2 separate regions of the Homo sapiens genome follow, and region 1 is linked to region 2. Evidence: chromatin loops called from intact Hi-C (ENCODE). Cell type or tissue: B cell. All regions are shown on one strand. Each heading gives the region's core, and the rest is flanking DNA. Links, peaks and the distances in the headings are about the cores only.

Evidence for each region. A loop is a pair of places that touch in the nucleus more often than their neighbours do. Peaks named below come from ENCODE experiments on the same cell type or tissue, not always from the same donor. Only the 100,000 strongest peaks of a DNase experiment are listed, where the experiment ranks them.
Region 1: a loop joins it to region 2, with 15 times the contacts of the local background. A loop is called at or near these places in 2 of 110 quality-filtered maps.

Annotation. Positions count from the first base shown.
Region 1 is chr6:143,938,107-143,942,503 of GRCh38, reverse strand. It overlaps ZC2HC1B (zinc finger C2HC-type containing 1B), which reads right to left. Exons shown (of 8, transcript NM_001013623.3): 8 at 4,161-4,362. It overlaps PLAGL1 (PLAG1 like zinc finger 1), which reads left to right. Exons shown (of 8, transcript NM_001317162.2): 8 at 1-2,204. The coding sequence ends at 1,080. Among named protein-coding and RNA genes, the nearest start is that of HYMAI, 68 kb to the left of the region's middle. In B cell, for the core only: CTCF peaks have their summits at 2,122 and 2,325 (motif pointing left); a DNase peak (open chromatin) is centred at 2,303.
Region 2 is chr6:144,480,420-144,484,816 of GRCh38, reverse strand. UTRN (utrophin) reads right to left here. Exons shown (of 75, transcript NM_007124.3): 27 at 2,429-2,608. Among named protein-coding and RNA genes, the nearest start is that of SNORA98, 77 kb to the right of the region's middle. In B cell, for the core only: a CTCF peak has its summit at 2,535 (motif pointing right); a DNase peak (open chromatin) is centred at 2,536; H3K27ac peaks cover 1,167 bases.

The DNA.
Region 1 (4,397 bases), core at 312-4,311, 540 kb after region 2:
GGCTATAAGAGGCACCTGGCCCTCCATGCGGCCAGCAGTGGGGACCTCACCTGTGGGGTCTGTGCCCTGGAGCTAGGGAGCACCGAGGTGCTACTGGACCACCTCAAAGCCCATGCGGAAGAGAAGCCCCCTAGCGGAACCAAGGAAAAGAAGCACCAGTGCGACCACTGTGAAAGATGCTTCTACACCCGGAAGGATGTGCGACGCCACCTGGTGGTCCACACAGGATGCAAGGACTTCCTGTGCCAGTTCTGTGCCCAGAGATTTGGGCGCAAGGATCACCTCACCCGGCATACCAAGAAGACCCACTCACAGGAGCTGATGAAAGAGAGCTTGCAGACCGGAGACCTTCTGAGCACCTTCCACACCATCTCGCCTTCATTCCAACTGAAGGCTGCTGCCTTGCCTCCTTTCCCTTTAGGAGCTTCTGCCCAGAACGGGCTTGCAAGTAGCTTGCCAGCTGAGGTCCATAGCCTCACCCTCAGTCCCCCAGAACAAGCCGCCCAGCCTATGCAGCCGCTGCCAGAGTCCCTGGCCTCCCTCCACCCCTCGGTATCCCCTGGCTCTCCTCCGCCACCCCTTCCCAATCACAAGTACAACACCACTTCTACCTCATACTCCCCACTTGCAAGCCTGCCCCTCAAAGCAGATACTAAAGGTTTTTGCAATATCAGTTTGTTTGAGGACTTGCCTCTGCAAGAGCCTCAGTCACCTCAAAAGCTCAACCCAGGTTTTGATCTGGCTAAGGGAAATGCTGGTAAAGTAAACCTGCCCAAGGAGCTGCCTGCAGATGCTGTGAACCTAACAATACCTGCCTCTCTGGACCTGTCCCCCCTGTTGGGCTTCTGGCAGCTGCCCCCTCCTGCTACCCAAAATACCTTTGGGAATAGCACTCTTGCCCTGGGGCCTGGGGAATCTTTGCCCCACAGGTTAAGCTGTCTGGGGCAGCAGCAGCAAGAACCCCCACTTGCCATGGGCACTGTGAGCCTGGGCCAGCTCCCCCTGCCCCCCATCCCTCATGTGTTCTCAGCTGGCACTGGCTCTGCCATCCTGCCTCATTTCCATCATGCATTCAGATAATTGATTTTTAAAGTGTATTTTTCGTATTCTGGAAGATGTTTTAAGAAGCATTTTAAATGTCAGTTACAATATGAGAAAGATTTGGAAAACGAGACTGGGACTATGGCTTATTCAGTGATGACTGGCTTGAGATGATAAGAGAATTCTCGAACTGCATGTATTGTGCCAATCTGTCCTGAGTGTTCATGCTTTGTACCAAATTTAATGAACGCGTGTTCTGTAATCAAACTGCAAATATTGTCATAACCAACATCCAAAATGACGGCTGCTATATATAAGTGTTTGTCATATGGAATTTAATCGTAAGCCATGATCATAATGTTAACTAAATAACTTTATGTGGCACTGCCTAGTAAGGGAACTATGGAAAGGTTTGGATTTCTCCAAATCTGGGAGAATTTTCAAAATAAGAAAATAACCTTTATATGATATACTATGACTAGGCTGTGTATTTCTTTTCAGGGATTTTTCTACCTTCAGGGTTGGATGTAGTTTAGTTACTATTACCATAGCCAACCTGTAGTTTTACATATACATTTTCTTGTGGAGCAATAGAGTTCTCCATTTTACAGAAGCATTTTAAATGTAGTTTGAATATTTTCCACAAGATGCTGCAATGTGAGTTATCACTTCATTTATCTTAAAGAAAGACTAAACTGGTTGTCAGTTACATCTGACAGAAAAAAAAAAAAAATCACTGTGTAACCAGGTTAAGTGGTAAAATAATCCAGGCGTCAGTCAAAGGCATTTTGCTGACTTTAATATTGATTATATTTTTAACAGGAATTTAAGAAAATATTACTGGAATTAAAAATATATATATATTAAACAAGAATTTTCTTTGCTCTGTCTAGCTTAAACTACTACTCAAGCTGCTTAAGTTCTTAAGTATTGTTTGTAATCACCAATAAATAAGTGCATTTGTAATTCATCAGTCATTATTAGCTTTTATTAAAAGAAGATTACGTTTTACAATGTAACTATAATCTCTTGAATTTGGTATCTTATTAATGAGTTTTAAAGATGTAAAACCTAACCTTTTTTAAAGCTCCATTGTCTTATGTTTTTAGAGGCTTTTCCGTAAACATATATCTTACATATAATAAACTTTTCAAATCTTGCAATTTGGCTTGATTAATTTTTCATACAGCTCCACCTGTGTCAACAACATGAACTACATACACTCAGATCAAGACAGAAAACACTTCCGGCTCCACCTGGCTCCCTCATGCCCCCTCCTGGTCATTACTTCCCCCACAGAAACCACTGTTTTGACCTCTACTGAGCATCTATTAGAAACTTCACTTTTTTTGAGTAAAATAATTATGACTTAAGATGGAAGCTTGTATGCGTCCATTAAATTCACAGCACTAAGAGCTTATTATTTCTAAAAATGCAATATTTAAATCATTCTATAATGTGACATAATTTATTTCTAATGTATAGATCAGAATACTATCCACCAGAGTTTAGTCTAACCTGGGCTACCATGATCCACTTTTACAACGGTGTTTACCATTAATTTCTAGCCAAATTAGAAATAAATGTACTTATTTCTTATTGGGATTTTCTCAAGGTATTATGCCCCTTAAATCTGACAGGCCTATTTCTGTTTGTTTTACTGCTAAATAGGGTGGGGATAGGTAGAGAAAGGGAAGACGAGTTTGTCTGTCTATCCAAGAAGCCCACTGGTCAAATGTGAGAAAACCTGACCCACTCACAGTCCTTAACAATGATGCTGATTGATGACCACTTAAGGGGCAAACAGCTACCCAGGATTGGAACTGAGAAGGAAATTTAATCTATGAGACCCAGCTGCCAGACAGACCTGGGTCTTTAAACTACAATGAAACCCGCGGGGAGGAAATGAGACAAAGTGATGTAAGTTATTCCGTTAGTAGGAGTCCACTGCTTGGGGACGTTTAAGTCAGTTCCCATATCCCCTCTTTGTTCTCAGAGGGAAAGCAATCTCCCAGAGCAAAAGGGGAAAGCTAAAACCTCCTGATATCCATTTATAGAAGCTTCCACAGATACTTTTACATGGCTTACTACTGTCTCCTGTGAGTTCCACAACACATACTTGATTTTCCTGAACACAGAACATAACATTTGGAGTTTAGTCCCCAAAATACAGATCATAAGAATTTCAGATATTCCGCATTACAAGTCAGGGTAGGCTGGGATTCTCCTACTTAAATTTGGACAGAAAGAAATGGTTTAATTGTTCTAATTAAAATTTTACGAGGTTAAGAAAAAGTTCTTGGATTTAAAATTATGAATTAAGTATAACTGACTCTACAAAAAGAGGTCTATTGACCCTTAAGATTGCAAAGAGGCTGGGCACAGTGGCTCATGCCAGTAATCCCAGCACTTTGGGAGGCCAAGGCAGGCAGATGGCTTGAGCTCAAGAGTTCAAGACTAGCCTGGCCAACAGTGAAACCCCATCTCCACAAAAAATATAAAAAATTAGCCGGTTGTGGTGGCGCAAGCCTGTGGTCCCAGCTACCCGGGAGGCTGAGGTGGGAGGTACTGCTTGAGCCAAGATCGCACCACTGCAGCCTGGGTGACAGAGTGAGATCTTGTGTCCAAAAAAAAAAAAAAAAAAAGACTGCAAAGAGAAGAGTCACTTCTCAACAGAGCTCTGTATAAATCAGTGCTAAAGAAATGATTAGATAGCTTCTGATTTGGCCATGATAAATAAATGGCTTGAGGCCACTGAGAACATTCTTCCCACAGGATGGAAGATTTTGGTAATCTTTTCTCTTCCACTTCAGTGTTTCCTCCCAGATATGGTCTGTGTGATTGGTATGTGTCAGACACTTCTACACAGTATATACATAAACATTTAAAACAAATATAATAGCTATAATTTAATACTTACTAGATACCAATATCAAAACTGAGATTTCACAGCTAGTATATAAAATGAAGCCAGTTAAAGAAAGATTTTCCTAGTAAGTAAATAATGTTAGTATTCCAATTACTAGTCTACTAAAAAGGTTCTAATATCAAAGCAACATTGTCTTTAAAAACCCATCAAATGTCCAATTAAACTTCAAGTGAATTTGAATCATGCATTATACAGGTTGATGTGTTTAATGCTTTTGTTTTGAAAACTTCAAAGGGAGTAAATAAAAATCTGAAGCAAGTTTTACTTGTTCTAAGTGATGCTTCAAGAAGAATCAAGGGTGTAAAAACAGACATCACATCTACCGTTCCTTCCCCTTAGGTGGCATTCTCGGGTACGCAACCATCCAGGCTGATGGGTTTCAGGGAGGCAGTCTGAAAGCAGAAAGAAGAGGCATTTACTTTAGAAT
Region 2 (4,397 bases), core at 282-4,281:
TTAAATGTCAAAAATAGAACTATATAATTAGTAAGAAAAACAGGAGAGAAACATTATTTAGTTTGTTTTTTAAAGACCAAGTGCGGTGGTTCACACCTGTAATCTCAGCATTTTGGGAGGCCAAGGCAGGTGGATCACATGAGGTCAGGAGTTCAAGACCAGCCTGGCCAACATGGTGAAACCCCATCTCTACTAAAAATACAAAAACTAGCTGGGCATGGTGGCAGGCACCTGTAATCCCAGCTACTCGGGAGGCTGAGGCAGGAGAATCACTTGAACCTGGGAGGCAGAGGTTACAGTAAGCCCAGGCCACGCCACTGCCCTCCAGCCTGGGTAACAAGAGTGAAACTCCATCTCAAAAAAAAAAAAAAAAAAAAAAAAAAAGTTTGGTTTTTGAACAAAATGAAAAAATTGCTCCCAATTGTAAATTTTTAAAAAATAATTTCATAGAAAATTGAAATCTCCTGGGCCCCACCCAATTCCAACTTGGAGCTAACTGATGTAAAAGTTTGCAATGTAGCCTTCCCAACTTTTTTCTAAATTCATGAGGACATGTCAATATAAGAGAGCCACATTTTACCAAAACTGGAGTTATACTGTTCTTACTGTGTTGGTTTTGATCACTCATTCCCCTCTGAGGTTTCCAGAGCAGGGACCCAGGGGTTGTGTAGTGGGTGGAAACATTTATAAATTTATAATCCCTTATTATAAGAGGAACTTATTTGAGTGGTAAGTTTAGGAGAAAGAACTCAGCTGGATGCCTCCTGGGCTTGTCGTCTTGAATGTACTGAATGAGTGGAGGCATCTTCTGGTTTACATAAATGAGTGAAGGCACCTGCCGGTCCACTCTCCATATGAAGTATGCTTACCAGATCAAGGAGCAGTACATTTTTCTACAAAGGGCCAGCCAGTAAATATTTTAGGTTTTGGGAGGACACATTTGCTTCCTATCACAGATTCTTCTTGGAGGGGGGTATGTGTTGTACAACCCTTGAGAAATGTATAAACTATTCTCAGTTAACCAGGTATCCAAAACCAAACTACAAGTTAGATTTAAACCCTCAGCCAGTCCGGGTGCAGTGGCTAATGCCTTTAATCCCAGGACTTTGGTAGGCCAAGGCAGGAGGATGGCTTGAGCCCAAGAGTTCCAGACCAACTTGGGCAACATAGCAAGACCCCCATCTCTACAAAAAAAATTTAAAAATAATTAGCCAGGTGTGGCATTGCAAGGCTGGAGTCATAGCTACTCAGGAAGCGGGGGCAGGAAGGTCACTTGAGCCCAGGAGTTTGAGGTTACAGTGAGCTGTGATCATACCACTGCACTCCAGCATAGGTGACAGAGCAAGACCCTGTCTCAAACAAAACAAAACAAAATCCTCAGCCATAATTTTCCAGCCACTGAATTAGAATAAAAGAAAAGAGGTTCTAGTCCCCCAATTTCCACAAGCAAAAAGCAGACCAAAAATCTGCTCAGATGCAAGCACAACCTCTTTTCTTATGGGAAAGAAAAAATGACTCAAAGAAGACCACTTCCAAGAAGCAGACAGATCCCAAATCAAGTAGCTTTCTTACTAACTTGCCTCAATGATATATATTTATCTTAGCACAAAATTGGTTTAGAACAAGAAACGAATGAATTTACAAATGAATGAATGATCAAAGTAATGAATGAATTTAGGTTAAATATTGCAGTTGCCATTTTTTACCATTTCAAGATTTGCCACAATACAAATATTTGTTTTACGTCAAATTGAATGTAAATTAAATTGTTGTAAATTGAAAGCCTTCTTAAATCTTCCAACAAGCAATAACAAAAGTCATACTACTATAAAAACAAACAAGCAAAACCTCACTCTTAGTTTAAAAAAATTTCATAGACTCATCTACATTTTACGTGTAATGGCCAGGGAGAAAAAAAAAAGGTATTTTATCTAAGACCCAGTAAAACTGTCACATATTTAAGTTCTATTTTTCCTTCAGGTGACTCTTGAACTTTAGACACCACTCAAAAGAAAATAATTCCTCTCTATGTACTCAACCAGGCAAAACAAAACAAAAGAGAGGCTTGAAATGTGCTCTGCAATTTTTGGACTGGAATAGGCCCTACAGATCATCTGTTACATGAAAACCTGGATTGCACCTATAAAAAAAGTAAAGTTTGAATATACAAAATGACTTGCCCAAGAACCTTCTGATAATTAGGGACAGATTTTGGTCTCCTGTTTTTAACCCCTCTTTCATTTTTATCAAACTATTTCCCAAGAACTATTTTTTCTTTATAATCCAGAATTTGAAAGAAAAGAGAAGTTTTCTCCAAGATTTGAAAATGGCCAAAACATTACAGAGTTTGGATCTCAGAAATACATCACTGAAAATAATAATAATAATAATAATAATAATAATAACAACAATAATAATAATAGCATACCTCTAGCGTGTGGCACTTTCCTCGAATTCTATTACAAAGAAGTTGGTAATTCTCCAGCACAACATTCAGCTCAGACGTCAACTCCTGGCCACCAGAGGGCACCTTGGCAGCTAATAACTTGATGTTGTCCTTGAGAATCTTCACTCTCACCTCCTTCTGCAACACATCCTCTTTTGCCCTCTGTTCCAAGAAAGGATGGATGAACTTGAAAAACGTCTCCCTTTCTCAGTAACCAATTTCTTTTCTTTCTTTTTTTTTCAAGAATTAAACCAAAGTTAAAACATCTGGATGATTCTAACTGCCAAAATAGAACATTATTTAGGTAACAGTGAATGGTTCTTTGTGGGGTTTTGTTTTTGTTTTTGTTTTTGAGATAGAGTCTTGTTCACTACAACCTCTGCCTCCCAGTTCAAGAAATTCTCCTGCCTCAGCCTCCCGAGAAGCTGTGATTACAGGCACCCACCACTATGCCTACCTAATTTTCATATTTTTTAGTCGAGATGAGGCTTCGCCATGTTGGCGGGGCTGGTCTCAAACTCCTGACCTGAGGTGATCCACCCACCTTGGCCTCCCAAAGTGCTGGGATTAGAGGCGTGAGCCACTGCACCCAGCCCAGTTGAGCGTTTTTGAAATAAGAATGCTAACTCTGAAATTTCACTCATGCATCCAATGTACTCAGCTCCCACAAATGTTTTCATTTCATAACAGCAGTGTTAACGTAAGTTATCCAAAGTATGTTTACTGACATGAAGTATTTTCAAAGTCTGGGTCCAAGATCAGAATTTAAGTGAGTGAATTTTCATTATCACTGGAGGGCTGAGCAGATTACACTGTGATAAATATATTTTCACAAAAATTGAGGTACACTATGGTAGAAGTATCTTTAAAAGTTCTCTAAATAATTTAAGCTTTTTAAAAAATTATAGAACATAGGCACATGTATCCTTCTGCTAATTAATAGCATTTCAATGATAAAGTTAGACTGAGATGATCTGATCCAGAAATAGCTGTTTCTCAGTGCTAAGATAAACAATCTGACATTCAGGAAAATCAACCTATCAGGTTGGTGCAAAAGTAATTGCAGTTTATGCCATTACTTTTAATGGCAATAAATACAAATAAAACAGTCTTTCACTTTCCCCTTTACTTTTCTCTACTACTTAATGGTTTTGAACTTCCTTAGATTGGGGGAAAGTAATTAAGTGTAGTGGTTTTGTAAGTCCTAATGGCTGTTTGAAAGAATAAAAATAAATAAAATGTTGCCCAATCAAATATTTAAATATCATTTTTCTCAAATCTCATCTATAGCAACTTTTAAAATCCACAGAACTACAATGCCAATAGTGTAAAGAAAGACAATAAATGAGACAATTCTTAACATGGTAGCCTATTTTAAAATACCTTATGTACTGAGTATTTTTAAATCTTTCAAAAAGAGCTACACTAAAAAAGATGTTTTAGTGAAAAAACAACTTCCAACAAGTCTCCTGTCATATTTACTTTGATTCATGTATAATAATGTATGAATGTCATATAATCCCTTTTTTGAAAAAAATCACAGATTTTTGCTTTAGTTACACTTCTAGGTAAGTTAACTTTGAGGTAAAACATTAGTCACTGTGTTGCTTAAGCTTACAGGAAAAAAAAGCTTTGAAAACACCATCTCCTTTGGCTTGAACATTCAAGGACAGTTGAAGCTGTGTTAGAAATTTGGGAATGATGCCCAGTTCTTTTATTATATATAAAAAGAGAGTGTTCAAGACTATCGACAGAGGAGTACAAGTTTACAGGAAATGTATCCAGTGGATCCAACTAATATGAACTCCCCGATGCATTCCTACCGCTATTCCTACCTGCTCTAATGAAACGTCAGTGTTCATATGTGCCGTATGTATTAACTGGAAGATTAGTAACAGGAAAATAAGAATAAACCTCAGACAACTTGGGAGGTCTCTTTTGTTCCCCTTAC